2 separate regions of the Homo sapiens genome follow, and region 1 is linked to region 2. Evidence: chromatin contacts called from ENCODE Hi-C or POLR2A ChIA-PET data. All regions are on one chromosome and are shown on one strand. Each heading gives the region's core, a stretch centred on a gene start or an enhancer-like site at or near the end of the contact. The rest is flanking DNA. Distances are from core to core; before and after follow the strand shown. Region 1 overlaps FUT8 (fucosyltransferase 8). Region 2 has its middle 15 kb from the start of MIR4708.

The links. A loop is a pair of places that touch in the nucleus more often than their neighbours do. ChIA-PET counts read pairs that join two places held with the same protein, here RNA polymerase II (POLR2A). Pooled maps may share reads with other maps.
Region 1: a pooled map shows a loop between it and region 2 (2.7-fold over the local background). The contact joins two enhancer-like sites. A Hi-C loop is called at or near these places in 1 of 37 single-sample maps with no recorded cell type and 4 of 50 pooled maps. POLR2A ChIA-PET finds 5 or more read pairs at or near these places in 3 of 52 experiments (B cell, OCI-LY7 and WTC11).

Annotation. Positions count from the first base shown.
Region 1 is chr14:65,458,667-65,466,255 of GRCh38, forward strand. All of the region lies in intron 2 of FUT8 (fucosyltransferase 8), which reads left to right. Among named protein-coding and RNA genes, the nearest start is that of MIR625, 8.6 kb to the right of the region's middle. RefSeq lists enhancers at 3,339-3,388, 5,113-5,282. Within about 2 kb of position 3,210, at least 4 of the 41 ENCODE cell types and tissues checked have a DNase peak (open chromatin) inside an H3K27ac peak, as active enhancers do; they include B cell and OCI-LY7, where a contact is called at or near this core.
Region 2 is chr14:65,346,121-65,353,929 of GRCh38, forward strand. No RefSeq gene overlaps it. Among named protein-coding and RNA genes, the nearest start is that of MIR4708, 15 kb to the left of the region's middle. Within about 2 kb of position 5,556, at least 2 of the 41 ENCODE cell types and tissues checked have a DNase peak (open chromatin) inside an H3K27ac peak, as active enhancers do; they include B cell and OCI-LY7, where a contact is called at or near this core.

The sequences.
Region 1 (7,589 bases), core at 1,960-4,459, 110 kb after region 2:
GAACATTTTTAGATGAATTATGTAATTTTCATAGTATCTCTGTAGATACGTGGCCTGCTGTATTGTGTTCTCAGAAAACATTTCTTTAAAACCTTTTTTTCCTTTCCTTTCTTTTCTTTTCTTTCTTTTTTTTTTTTTTTTGAGACAAGAATCTCTCTGCCACTCAGGCTGGAGTGCAGTGGCTCAATTTCCGCTCACTGCAACCTTCACTTCCTGGGTTCAAACAGTTCTCATGCCTCAGACTCCCAAATAGCTGGGATTACAGATGTGTGTCACCATGCCCAGCTAATTTTTGTATTTTTAGAAGAGATGGGGTTTCACCATGTTGGCTAGGCTGGTCTCAAACTTCTTGGCTCAAGCGGTCTGCCCACCTCAGCCTCCTGAAGTGCTGGGATTATAGATGTGAGGCACTGTGCCCGGTCAGAGAACATTTCTTAAATAGACAAAACATTTTAGGCAGAGTCAGAGCATTTTAGAGCTATTTCTGAAAGAGAATAGTTATCTGTTCAACGGGCAAATACAACACAGAGTCAAAGATAATGCTGTGCTCAGAAGTCATGATTTCTTCAGGATTTTAGGGTATTTAGATTTTAAACCACAATTCTAAGGTCAATATTTATGTAAAGTATTTATGAAAATAAAAGCCATATTTAAATTTAAATTTAATATGCTTTAATTCACATAAAATATTTTGAGGTTGTTACAAAATAAAAAAATTTAGATTTTTCTAGCTATATATTCAATATCAGCATATTTTTTGCATATTTGAAAATTGAGATTCTGTCTTGTACCGTTTAAATGGTAGCCTGTTTAACTTAAAATTAACTGCAAAAGAAATAAACAAAAACTGAGTTTTTGTAAATAATATTAAATTGAGTAATTTAACTTAATCCCACCCATTAGGTTAAGCAATGATCCCAGGATAAAGAGAGAGAGAGAATGATGAGTAAAATGAACCCTACACTGCAATGTCTCCAGATAGCTGTATGAGTAAAAGCTTACCATCTCAGCTCTTGGGTCTTTATTTTCTTATTTTAAAAAAAGGCGTTAAGGTCCACATTAAAGTCAGGTATAATTGGTAAAGTTTAAAACTGCTAGTCTCTTTTATTTCACGAACACTGCCAGGCCTTGGAAATTATTGATAAAACTTGATTCACTGTGAGAAACAGTCAAAAAATAATAAAAAAAATAGCATTTTATTTTAAAGTTAAAGAATAATAAAATAAAAATAAAAACTTGCTTGAGATACTTTTCTAGAAATGGAACATTTTACAATGAAAATAGGATCCAAACATATAAGTATTTACTTTTGGATATTTGATAGATAGGCTTGTTATAAGATTGTGACTCAGCTGAAGTGGTTTTAGTTTATACAGATTTTTGAGAGAAGAAAGTACACCTTTTTGCTCTATATGTTTTCTCTGGAAACATCTCATTGTATTGTACCAATTTTGTCTTGATTCTCTAAGAATCTTTTTAGTCTTTTAGGACAAAGGAAATAGGTATTGAGAGACATTTCTCTTCAATCCATGGATCTCTTCTGTTTCTGCACATTCGCTGAGCAGAGTACTGATAGCTTTTGTTGGGGGCTATCTTTTTCAAAGAAATCTGTTTAGCAAACAGCCTAGGAAGATAGAAATAGTGCTTCCATTAGGACAGATGGCACATTTCTTTGCTGTCCAGGATAATTAAGATAATCTCTCTAGGGAAAAAGGTTGGGCATATTTGCTTGTAGCTCCTTTTAAAGATTGGAGTTTCATTAAGCTCAGGTTTTCTTGTCCTGTAATGCAACCCACAGTATGTGCACTTGGTTTTCCTTTCATTGGCCTTTAGGAATTAGAGCTTGAGGAATCAGTAAAAAATATGGTACTCTGTCTATGCTATTGTTGTGAGTAGTAAACTGTTCTTTGTTTCTGATCTAGGAGTGTCATAACTTCTGCCAGGATTATCTGATGCTAGCTTACCAGCTACACTACTAACACATCCTATTGATAAAACAAAGCTGAGTTCATTGCTTATTGTGGTAAGGGAGAACACCTAAAAAAATCTTTGGTAGGGTCTTAGAGAGGTCAAAATTTGAGAATTTGAAGTTTGTTTTAAGTTGGATCTTTCAGTGGTGGCGATGAGGCTTGATTAGGATTGGGTAGGTATCATGATAAAACAGTTTAGGTTTGGTGGAAACAGTAAGATTTTGAAAACTGCCGAAGAGTTGATGGGTCTTTCCAGAAGGTCTGTAATGAACAATCACATTATATTTCTGCTGTCTCCTAGAATAGCAGTTATGCTAATTAAGACAGTGGACTGGTAAAGTCATGTTAATGTACCTAGAAAGCTGTGTGTGTGTGTATTAGTTTTCTAGGGCTGCTATAACAAAGCACTGTAAACTGGGTGGCTTAATATAGCAGAAATTTATTCTTTCAGTTTTGGAGGTTAGCAGTCTGAAATCAAGGTGTTGGCAGGGCCACACTCTCTCCGAAGGCTCTAGGTAAGAATCCTTTCCTTCTTCTTTTAGCTTATGGTGGATGCCAGAAATCCTTGGTATTTCTTGACTTTTGGTAGCATAACTCCAATCTCTACCTCAGTATTCACATGACATCTTCCCTCTGTGTGTGTTTGTGTTCAAATGTCCTTCTTATAAGGATTCCAGTCATGTATTAGGGTCCATCCTAATCCAGAATGACATTATATCAACTTGATTATATCTGCATAGACCCTATTTCTAGCCGTTACACATTTTGGGAGGACACTTATTTAACTCAGTATAGGGGACATGTAGTTTCAGTCTTCAGTGCCCAAACTGTATGTAGGTACAGTGTTTGCTCTCAGTGTCCATGAAACTATGGCAGACTGATGTTAGCTTGCATGTAGGGTAAAATCTTAGGTTCTTCAGAGTTCTTGACAACAGCATGGTATAGTAGAAAGAAAACCAGTCTGGAAGTCAGAGTACCTTAGTTCTGCTCTGTTAATAACTAGCTTAAGAAAGTTACTGTCTTCTTTAGCTATTAGTTTGTTACTGATACACCAGGAGTTCAGTCTAGGTCCTGCTGCTTGCTGCATAGAAAGCCAATCACTGAGACAATGAGTATTGCCAAGGAAGAAGGCTTTAATCAGGGGCGGCAGCTGAGAAGATGGGAGCTTGGTCTCAATTCCATCTCCCTGACTGACTAAAACCAGGGTTTATATAGCAGGGAAGACATAGATTTTAACAATGTGTAAGAAAACAGGAACTTGGGAGGAGGGGCGAGGAAGCAATAATGGTGAATGAGGGGTCTGGCATCTGGTAGGGTGATCTGGTTTCAGTTCTTTGATACTTTTTGTGCCAAAAGAACAGTCTGTGGGACTATTGGGTTTGTTTCAATTTCCTCATAGATAAAATTTGAGGCCTGAGGAAGAGAAGAGTAAACCAAATGATCTTTAAGACATTTCTAGTTCTCACATTCTGAAGTTTTATAATGTTGAGTGGCTGCTACATACTGTATTAATATTAGTCTTGTTGGAGTCACAAAAAGGGAATAGAAAATGCTTTAAGTGCTAATCAGATAGGCTCTAACTTGTGAATGTAGCTTGCGTAAATTAATTTGTTTATTTGGGTGAAGCTAATTAATGAAGACATTAGGTAAACATGATGTTTGCCCTGATCTCTCTGACTTACCATTTTGTTTTTCAACTTGAATAGTGTATTTGGAAGAAGAGCATTCTTCAGGTCACTTAAAGTTAGAAAAATGCTGCACTCTCAGGCTGAGTTCATAAAATGAAATAACCTTTCCTGAAGTGAATATGAGAATGTGGTTCCCCTTCCCCCTTCATTGCCCACGTTTGTCTGTCATGTCATTCTTGTGGTCAAGAGATTTTAGAAAAATTCTTACTAGAGAATGGTAATAGTACTGTGAGGTGGAGCATGGTGTTAGAATTCTAGGTGTAAGTGAATCATGTGCTATTGAATTTTCTTTGCGTTTTAAATAGGTCACTGTAGTATCGTATTTGAATTCTTTGTTTGAATCATGTTGAAAGTATGTAATAATTACTGCACAGAGATATTGTGGGCACTGAAAAATTCTTTGGTACTACCAAAACCCCCTGTGGTCATGTATGTGCTTGTTCTTTGAAGTTACAAATGAACAATGACTACATATTGATGATAAGTATAAATACAGGTTGAACCAATGTTTTTAGATCTGGACAAAAGTTACTGAAGTAGGAGAAAGGACGGATTTTTATTAATTCCATATGGAAGAAATTCAAAACCATATACCAGGGGGAGATAGGATTGTCTCACCACTTAACTTAAGGATCTTCCTGTATGTAGCCCTTCCATCACACACAAATTGTACTAAGTGTTTTCATAGTGGATATTTGGGCAATTCAGAGACTCTCACTACATGTTGTAACAATGGTAATGTATTTAATTAATTTTAGAAGATACATTAGAATATAGAATTAGCAGTAACACTCCAGCAATACCTGAAATAAAATGTGTTAAAACAGACAGAATATAGAAATTAAATAGACATAATTACAATAATAAAAAGATATACCTCTATCATATTTCTATTCACATTTCTATTCTAGTCAATTAAAAGAGTAGGAGAATTTTTTATCTTTCTTTATTAATTTTTTTGAGACAGGGCCTCACTCTATTGCCCAGGCTGGAGTGCACTGGCGCAGTCACGGCTCACTGCAGCCTTGACCTCCTTGGCTCAGGTGATTCTCCCACATCAGCCTCCTGAGTTGCTGCGATTGCAGGTGCACACCACCATGCCTGGCTAATTTTTTGCATTTTTTGTAGAGATGGAGTTTTGCCATGTTGCCCAGGCTGATCTTGAACTCCTGTGCTCAAGCAGTTCCCCACCTCAGCCTCCCAAAGTGCTGGGATTACAGGAGTCAGCCACCGTGCCTGGCTAATATATTTTCTTAGTGTTAAAGAAAAGAATGTTAAGGAGTTACTCAGAAAGTAACTTGAACTTTTGGTGTGGGCTGTTTTGATGATTGTTGGGAAGATTTTCTTTTTTTCTTCATTCCTGGGGCCATGGTGGCTGATCATCCAAGCTTGGATTAAACTCTGTTCCTTGTACTTTTCCTTCTCATTTTAGGTTTTGGAGTCAGTATACTTATATTACCAAGAAAATAAGGTTCCTCCAACTTGTAAGAAATATTTTCTAGTTTCAGAGAATTATGAATTGGTAAAGATTGAAAAAGATGGTATGGATGTGTTTGAATTATTCACTTTTATGGTGTATAGTCTTCACTTTCCATGTTGTGTTTTGTTGGACTCAAAGATGCTTGAGAAGTTAGAGAGATTCTCCCTGGCTCCCCCAGCCACCCCTGCAGCCCCACTGGGGAAAAAAGGAAACAAAGGAGGAAAACCGTGTTGAACACATATTTTTTCTTAAGCACCTATACTGGATTAATGTATTACTGTGAAAGTTGTTTAATTGGAGTTTTTTTAAAATAGATTTTTATTTCTTAGGGCAGTTTTAGGTTTACAGAGAAATTGTAATTTCTTACAGAGAGTTCCCAAATATCTCCCCCTTTTATCTTACAATCTGTAGTAATTGCTTATTATTTCCAGGAGTTTGTTGGTCAGTACTTTGGGTTTTTTTTTTTTTTTTTTTTACATAGATGATCATGTCATCTGCAAATAGAGAGTTTTATTTCTTTCTTCTCAATTTGTGTACCTTTTATGTCCTTTTCTTGTTTTACTGCATTAGCTAGGATGTCCAGTATGATGTTGAATAGGAGTGGTAAGAAGGGAAGTCCTTGCCTTGTTCCTGATCCTACGGGGAAAGGATCTGGTTTCTTACCATTAGGTATGGTGTTTGCTGTAAGTTTTTTGTAAATTTTATTTATCAAGTGGAGGAAATCCTCCTCTATTTCTAGTTTGCTGAGAACATGTAATTATTAACTGATGTAGAATTTTATCAAATACTTTTATTGCATCTATTGATATGATCTGATTGTATGATTTTTTTTTTCTGTTTCCTGGATTACATTAATTGACTTTTAGATGTTGAACCTACCTTGCATACTTGGAATATACTCTACTTGGTCGTGGTGTATAATGTGATTTGCTGAGATTTTTGAGAACATTTGCCTCTGTGTTCATGAAAGATATTGTTCTGTAATTTTCCTTTCTTGTAAGGCTGTTGCCTGGGCTTATGATCGGGGTAATGTTGGCCTCTGAGAATGAGTTAGAAGTGCTCACTCTGCTTCTACAGATTGTAGAATATTGGTATCATCTGTTCCTTAAATATTTGATAGAATTCACGAATGAATTATCTTGAGTGTGGTGCTTTCTGTTTTGGAAGATTATTAATTATTTATTCAGGTTTTAAAAATTGATTTAGGCTTATTCAGATTATTTGTTTCTTCTTGTGTGAATTTTGGTAGATTGTGTCTTTTAAGGGATTGGTCCATTTCACCTAAGTTATCAAATTTAAGGGCATAGAACCAGCTTTGAGTCTTGTTGATTTTCTTTGTTTTCCTGTTTTCAATTTTGCTCTGATTTTTGTTGTTTTCTTCTGCTTCCTTTGGATTTAATTTGTTCATTTTCTGGTTTCCTAAATTAAAAGCTTAGATGATTAATTTTACCTTTCTTCTTTTTTAACATATACATTCAATGCTAAAAATTAATCTCTTAGTCCTGCTTTGCTGCATCCCACATTTATTTACTTACTTACTTACTTATTTATGAAATGGGGTCTCATTATGTTGCCCAGGCTGGTCTAGAGCTCCTAGCCTCAAGTGATCCTCCTGCCTTAGCCTCCCAAAGTGCTGGGATTACATGTATGAGCCACTGTGCCCGGCCATAAATTTTGGTGTTTTATTTTCATGTACACTTAGTTTAAAATATTTTATAATTTCTCAAGACTATTTTTTTGATCTACGAGTTATTTGTAAGTGAGCTGTTTAAACATCTCCAAATATTTTGAGATTTTCCAGCTATGTTTTTGTTTAACTAGTTTAATTCCATTGTGGTGTGTCTATTTGTATGGTGTCTATTCTTTAAAATTTGTTAAGGTATATTTTGTAGTCTCTCTTTGTGAAATGTTCCCTGTGGATTTGAGAAGAGTGTGTATACTGCTGTTGCTGGATGAAGTGTTCTATAAATGTCAGTTAGATCTAGTTGATTGATGGTGTCATCAGTTCTATGATACCTTCCTGATTTTCTGCTTCTGTCAATTACCGATAGAGGGTTGTTGAAGCTCCAACTATGATATTGAATTCATGTGTTTCTCCTTGTAGTTCTATCAGTTTTTATTATACCTTATGTATTTTGACACTCTGTAGTTAGGTACATACATATAAAGATGATTATGTCTTCTTGGTGAATAATAACAGATTGACCATCTGTTATTAGGTAATGCCCCTCTATCACTGATAATTTTTCTTGGCCTTAAGCTTGCTCTTTCTGAAATTTTTATAGCCATTCCAGGTTTCTTTTGATTAGGTTTAGCATAGCCTATCTTTCTCCATCCCTTTACTTTTAATCTGTCTTCATCTTTATATTTAGAGTGGGATTTTTGTAGACATCATATAGTAGGGTCTTGTCGTTTGATTTGCTCTCGACAGCATGTGTCTTTTAACTGGTG
Region 2 (7,809 bases), core at 4,306-6,805:
AGCCTCCCAAAGTGCTGCGATTACAGGCGTGAGCCACCGCACCCAGCCTAGTATATTTTCTTTGCTCTTTCTCTTTGGAGTTTTTTTTTTTTTTGAGACAGAGTCTTGCTCTGTCTTCTAGGCTGGAGTACAGTAGCACAAACTCAGCTCACTGCAACCTCTGCCTCCTAGGTTCAAGCAATCCTCTCACCTCAGCCTCTCGAGTAGCTGGGACTACAGGCGCCCACCACTACGCCCAGCTATTTTTTGTATTTTTAGTAGACATGGGGTTTTGCCACATTGGCCAGGCTGGTCTCAAACTCCTGACCTCAAGTGATCTGCCTGCCTTGGCCTCCCGAAGTGCTGGGATTACAGGCATAAGCCACCGCACCCAGCCCGAGTATGTTTTCTTTTAACTCGCAATGTCTGGGCTCTATGAAAAGAGGGAAAGACAAGGATTTGAGATTCTGTCTCCCACACTACACTCCTGCCCTGCCAGCCCCCACCCTTGGATTTGTTAGCCTGGCATAGACTTTAGAGTCAGGGGGCAGAAGTCAATTCTCAGGTCCAGGACCTACGAACTCAGCAGCCTTGAGCAAGTCACTGGACCATTCAGAACATCTGTTTCTCTCTTGTGGAATGGAGATAATAATACCTGTTTCACAAGGCAATTAAGAGGATCGAGTGAAATATGTGAAAATATTGTTTAGTAAACTCCCTTTAGGTCCTCAGAGAAGAAAAGCAAACTTCATCTGTAGGTTAAAAAACATCCTGTCTCCTGTGAAGAGGGGAATGGCTTCACAGAGAAAGTTGACGGGATGCTAACACCCACAGGCTGCAGATATTTAAATCAAAAAAGGGGAAAAATCAATGGGAAAAGGTCAGGACTCTCTCATTTTTCTAACGAGCAGTTATTTTTTATTTCTCCATGGAGTGCACTGTCACGGGGAGGCTGGAAGTGCTGACAGTGCACGCTGCTGAGTCAGGGGAGGGGAGACGTTGCTGACACTGTTCCCTTTTCATAAACTTAGCAGGAAGGACCAGCCAGTGGACTCTGTCCTCCCTTTCACCCTTGGCAGGGGGTGCAGTGGGGGTCACCCAGCTTGGTGATCACTCAGGTTAGGAACTGTGGTTGAAGGTTGAGGAGAAATAGGGTGGGGGTGACAGCTCACAGCAAGCCAGTCAGAGCAGTGGGTCCATCGTGAGGGTCAAACCTCACACTTCCGAAATTCTCTCTTATATGGCAGTCTCTGAGCAATGGTCACAGTGGAGAAGTTGGGCCCAGGCTGTGCCATGGTTCATTTTCTCTAGCTACAGGTAGCCTACCTCCCTTGCAAATGCTCTGTAGGCTTCATAGCCTGGGTTCTCCTGTTGTCAGCTGTATTAACAGGGAGTCATAGATGGGCTTCCTTAAATAAAAAGTTATCTTTACTTATTTGTCGTTATCCTCGAATTGCTGAGACTTTTTTTTTTTTTTTTTTTGAGACAGAGTCTCACTCCAGGATGGAGTGCAGTGGCACAATTGTGGCCCACTGCAGCCTCGACCTCCTGAGCTCACATGATCCTCCCACCTCAGCCTCCCGAGTAGCTGGGAATACAATGTGTACCACCTTGCCCGGCAACTTTTTGGTTTTGGTTGTTATTTATTTATTTATTTATTTATTTTGGTAGAGATGAGGTCTTGCAATATTGTCTGGGCTGGTCTTGAACTCCTGGCTTCAAGCAATCCTGCAGCCTTGGCTACCCAAAGTGCTGGGATTACAGGGATGAGCCACCATGCCCGGCCGAATTGCTGGGATTTGGAAGAAAGACTTTGTAGGGGATCCTCCCCTACACACACACACACACACACACACACACACACACACACCCCTTGAGACAAGACGAGGAAATGAGAAGCTGGCTCACCTTGGCAGGCAGGCAGAGCAGCGGAGGTTGCTACCTACCTGGGCTGGGACTTGTCCTTAAGGGACATCCTAAGGGAATGCAGAATAAGAGGAAGAGGTAATTCCCAGTGTTTCAGGTGAAGACTAGGGATCCCCCCAAACCCAGTGGTTCTTCAGTTGGTTGGTTGGTTTTTTTTCCAGACACTCTGTCCTTAGGGAGTCACATCCGGGATCATGGCAGTTCACACCCTGTTCTTTAACACACTTCAAATCTGCCTTGGCCCCAAGGGTGCCAGCGTTCCCCAGTGTGCTCAGTAGAAGGAGATTGTGAAACAGGCAGGGGGGTCATACTCACACCCATACAGGGCAGAAGAAAGCCCTGGGCCATGTGTGAACAGCTGCTGCTCCATCTCCCCAGCACAGCTGGGCACATCTGTCTGCCAACACTCATCTCTAGTTGTGCTATCTTGAAGGTCAGTGGTGATCTTTTAGTCATCAATTCCAGTGACCTTTACTCAGGCCTCATCTTCCAACCGACCAGCTCTTCTTTCTGAAATGCCCACCCGAGTGAGCTAGTTCTTTCCCTACTCCTGTCACAACTCTTACTTGGGTTCTTCTTTCTCTTTTTCTGCATTTTATGTCTTTCTCAAACCTCTGTCTTTAGCCCTTTTCTTTCTCTGCCATCTCTCTCTCTCTAGGAAACTTCGGTTTCTTTTGCGACACGAAGTAGTATCTTGTCAAGACTTTATTTTTGTCAAGTAACAGTACCTACTCCAACTAGCTTAGGCAAAGAAGGGGTCTTCAGGGCCCAGTAGAGAAGTGTGGGTACTCTGGGCAGGGGCTGAAGCCAGGACAGGTAGCATTTGCCGAAGCACTGGTTTCTGCACTCTGTGTGTCTGCTCAGATCTGCTTCCTAGATAATCTCTATCTCTTCCTCCTCTCCTCTCCGGGGCCACCATTTTACCTGGAGCTTTCATGACCTCTTTAGTGATTTCCCTACTGTTGGGTGTATCTTCCATCTAAGCTATCTTATTTCACTGGCTGTGCCCTCTGCCTATGGTCCCATGTTTTAGAGGATCCCATGCTTTAGAGGGCCTCACTCTGGCCCACTTTGGCTATACCTCTCATGGCGGAAAGAACCCACCAATGGGATGTTCCCACTCAGAGCCCATATTCCCCTTCTAGAGCCTAATTCCTGGGCCTGGGCCACTTCTGCAGGTACACTTCCCCAAGGACAGACTGTACCACTAATGTACTTATTCCTAGGCATGAAAGGTGTGCAATAAGTGTGATGAGGTAAGAGTGGGAATGTGGATGGAGCTTGGTCATGTCTACGTGAATGTACTCAAGGCCCTTTGTCATGTGGGACAGTGCCTGGGCTAGGAAGATAAGTGGGGGGTGGGTCAGGGGCCAGCTCTTTCCATTCCACTATGTCCCCGCATGGAGCTCTGAGAAGTTCAAGAATTCCATATTTGAACCTGGCCTTCCAGATTAGCCCGTTTCTTTCTCTTTTTCAAGGGCTGTATATTTGTATCTGTGTGTATATTTTGTGTTTATGAGGGGATATTTGTCAGTATAGGGGAATTGAAATATTTTATTTATCCGTTTGTTAGTGTAATTTACAACTTTTATATATGTAGTATGTGGACTTCCATCTGCACTCGTGCCCAAGGCCCCGCAAATCTTAGCGGCAAGTCTGTATTTTATTACGGCCAGACTTGTAAAGAATTATATTCCCCAAACAAAGCTCTATGTAATCAACTGCTTGATGATAACCACTACTACATACTGGGAAGTAAGAGGCTCTGGCTGTTCATTCCTTTGGATGAAAATAACAGTCAAGTGGGACCTGCCTTTCACTAGAAAAAGGGTCAGGCTGGGCTAGAGCTGGTGAAAACTCGCTGGGGAAGACCAGCCTGGCCAACATGGCAAAACCCTGTCTCTATTAAAATTAAAAAAATTAGCCGGGCATGGTGGTGCACACCTGTAATCCCAGCTGCTCAGCAGGCTGAGGCAGGAGAATCGCTTGAACCTGGGAGGAGAAGGTTGCAGTGAGCTGAGATTGTGCCACTGCACTACAGCCTGGACAAAGAGCAAGAGTCTGTCTCAAAAAAAAAAAAGAAGTAGCCAGTCTGAAGTTGCTGAGGAGAATGAGGAGAACAGGTCACACATCATCAATGTAAAGGAGACTTCATTCCTAAGGTCACTTTTTGCCTCTGTTTCAGATTTTCCTATAGTTCCCATGTGCTGGAACTCATCCCAGCCCAATTCACGTAAGACCCTTCTAGGGTGCGGGAGCAGACCACAGGAACCTGGCTTAGTACTTAGCATTACTTAGCAACAGCTTCTAAGGAGCAACGCAGGACAATAATGAGCATACAGTGTGGATAATCAATCTTCTATTGATATCTTTAAGGGGAAAAATTAGGGGGATAATCCATTTGGACCAGGAAGAAGTATAAGTGGGTAGGACTGGAAGTCGGAGGAGGTAAACTAGGGCAAGATGAAGTTCCATAACGTTCTCCACACTTCGGAAGTTGAGTCAGGTGCTTGTGCTGGGAGAGAGGACCGAATCCAGGATAAAGCTTCTGTTCAGCACAGCTCCATCTGCCAATGCAGATAACTTGGGATATTTTCATGCCAGATGTGCAAGGATCAAGAGATTCACAGAAAAGTTGTTGAGCTTGAGAGACAAAGAGGTAATTTTTAAAATAGGGAATATGGAGGAATGTATATTCTAGGAAAAGCCTTGAGTATAAAACTTTTAAAGTTTTTCTTTTTTTTTTTTTTTTTTGAGACGGAGTCTCGCTCTATCGCCCAGGCTGGAGTGCAGTGGCGCGGTTTTGGCTCACTATAAGCTCCGCCTCCCGGGTTCACGCCATTCTCCTGCCTCAGCCTCCCAAGTAGCTGGGATTATAGGCGCCCCCACTACGCCCAGCTAATTTTTTGTATTTTTTAGTAGAGACGGGGTTTCACCATGTTAGCCAGGATGGAATCCATCTCCTGACCTCGTGATCCACCCGCCTCGGCCTCCCAAAGTGCTGGGATTACAGAGATGAGCCACGATGCACGGCCTAAAGTTATATATATATATATATATATACACATACACACACATACACATACACACACACACACATATATATATGTGATTTAAATATATAGATAGATATACATATGTAACTTTTTTTCTCTTGAGACAGAGTCTCACTCTGTCACCCAGGCTAGGTGCAGTGGCGCGATCTTTGCTCACTGCAACCTCCACTTCTCGGGTTCAAGTAAGTCTCCTGCCTCAGTCTCCTGAGTAGCTGGGATTACAGGCATGCGCCACCACGCCTGGCTAATTTTTGTATTTTTAGTAGAGGCAGGGTTTTGCCATGTTGGTCAGGCTGGTCTTGAACTTCCGACTTCAGGTGATCCACCCGCCTCGGCCTCCAAAAGTGCTGGGATTACAGGTGTGAGCCACTGTGCCTGGCCCATATTTAACTTTTTAAGTTAAATAACGTACACAGCTTTCCTGGACTTCAAAACCTGGTGTTAAGGACAGACTTTCCAATATAGAGATACTAGGCTGTTTTTATATAAAATTGCTTTATCTCAAACTCATTGGTGTAGGCTCTAATGGAGGGAAGGGGATGCTGATGTCTTAGGACAGCTGCCTGTGAGAAGCTTGAAGAGCTGACTTTTGCAGTGCTTCTTAAGCCGTAGCATGCGTCGGAAACACCTGTTAGTGCTGGTTTAAAATGCAAAATTTGCAAGACTTTTTTTTCCTTATTTATCTACTATGGTTTGAATGTGTCCCCCAAATTTCATGTGTTAGAAACTTAATCTCAAAATGTGACCGTATTGAATCTTTAAGAGGTGATTGGATCAAAAGGTTTCAACCCTTATGATTAATCCATTTATAGGTTAATGGATTAATGGGCTAATAGACTAGCAGGTAATCATGAGAGTGGAACTAGTGGCTTTTTAAGAAGAGGAAGAGAGACCTAAGCAAGCATGTGAGCTCACTCAGCCCCTCACCATGTGATTCCCAGTGTGGCCTTGGGACTCTACAGAAAGTCCTCACCAGCAAGAGTCCCCTCACAGTTGCAGCCCCTCAATCCTGGACTTCCCAGCCGTCATAACTGTAAGACATAAATTACTCTTCTTTATAAATGACCCAGTTCCACATATTCTATTATAATCAACAAGGAACGAACTAATACATTATCTAAAATTATCTCCTGAAAGCAATTACAGTAAGGATCTTGCTTTTTAGAAAACAAAAAATTATTGTATACATTTTAAATTTTAAAAAACTACTTTAGCCAGGCGTGGTGGCTCATGCCTGTAATCCCAGCACTTTGGGAAGCCAAGGCAGGTGGATCACGAGGTCAGGAGTTCAAGACCGGCCTGACCAAGATGGTGAAACTCTGTCTCTACTAAAAATACAAAAATTAGCCAGGTGTGGTGGCAGGTGCCTGTAACCCCAGCTATTTGGGAGGTTGAGGCAGAGAACTGCTTGAACCTGGGAGACAGAGGTTGCAGTGAGCCGAGATCACGCCACTGCACTCCAGCCTTGGGGACAGAGCAAGACTCCGTCTAAAAAAAAAAAAAAAAAACTAGCAATACCAGGAGAAAATAAGCCCAAGCCCGGTGGCTCACACCCATGATCCCAGCACTTTGGGAGGCCAAGGCAGAATGAAGGCTTGAGGCCAGGAGTTTGAGACCAGCCTGGACAACATACCAAGACCCCATCTCTACAAAAAAAAATTTTAATTTTTAAAATTAAAAAAAAATTTTTTTTTAGATGTTATGCACTAGTAGCTACTTGGGAATGTTAGATGTTATGTCCCAGCTACTTGGGAAGCTGAGGCAGGAGGATTGCTTAAGCCCAGGAATTCACTGCTACACTCCAGTCTGAGTATACCCTGTCTCAAAGAAAAATAAAAAGAGAAAATAAAATTTTATGTGCAAAAAGTTAGGAGAGGGCAAAGTCAAGTAAAATTTCCCCATATTAACTTAGAAATAGTAATAAGGGCAAAATGTTCTAAAGGTTTCATCTGTTAGTGTCCTAGCCTGGAAAAAAAAAAAAAGGATGCCCTTAAATTGAGTCATTTAGGAAGAGTGTAATAAAGTCACTATTTACAAAGCATGGACTGGGCTTAGACAAAGCAAAAGGGATGTGCACTACCCTTGGGCTGGTGAGTGCAAGAGCCACTACCGCCACCATGTCTGTAAGGACAAGGCAATGGAACCCATTAAAGGAACCTAGAAAGCTGATAGAGAGGGCCACCTGGCAGGAAGGAACCAGAGAAATAAATATGCCAACCTCCTTGGCCAACCCCTAGAGGCTGGAGGGCAAAAGCAGCCTACTGATGTCATCCTTGTGACTCAGCCTCATGGGCAGAGAGCAGGGCAAAGAAGGGTGGAGAGCAGATTATGAGTAGCAAATGGGGAAAATCTAGCACCTGTCAGAGATGGCTAACGCACTGGAGTGGCTACTGTGTATCTTAACAAGCACTGAAGACAACAGTACAGAGATTTCCTTTTCTATCATCTCGTTTATATAACCATGCAGTAGGTTTATAAGAAACCTACCATTAAGTGGCTGGGTGCAGTGGCTCATGCCTGTAATTCCAGTACTTTTGGAGTCCGAGGTGGGCAGATCATTTGAGGTCAGGAGTTCGAGAACAGCCTGACCAACATGGTGAAACCCCGTCTCTACTAAAAATACAAAAAAATTAGCCAGGAGTGGTGGCGGGTGCCTGTAATCTCAGCTATTTTGGAAGGCTGAAGCAGGAGAATCTCTTGAACCTGGGAGGCAGAGGATGCAGTGAGCTGAGATCGTGCCACTGCACTCCAGCCTGGGCGACAGAGCAAGACTCTGTCTCAAAAAAAAAAAAAAGAAAAGAAAGAAAGAAACATCACATCAAGTGTTATGGTTTTGTACTGTGTCTCA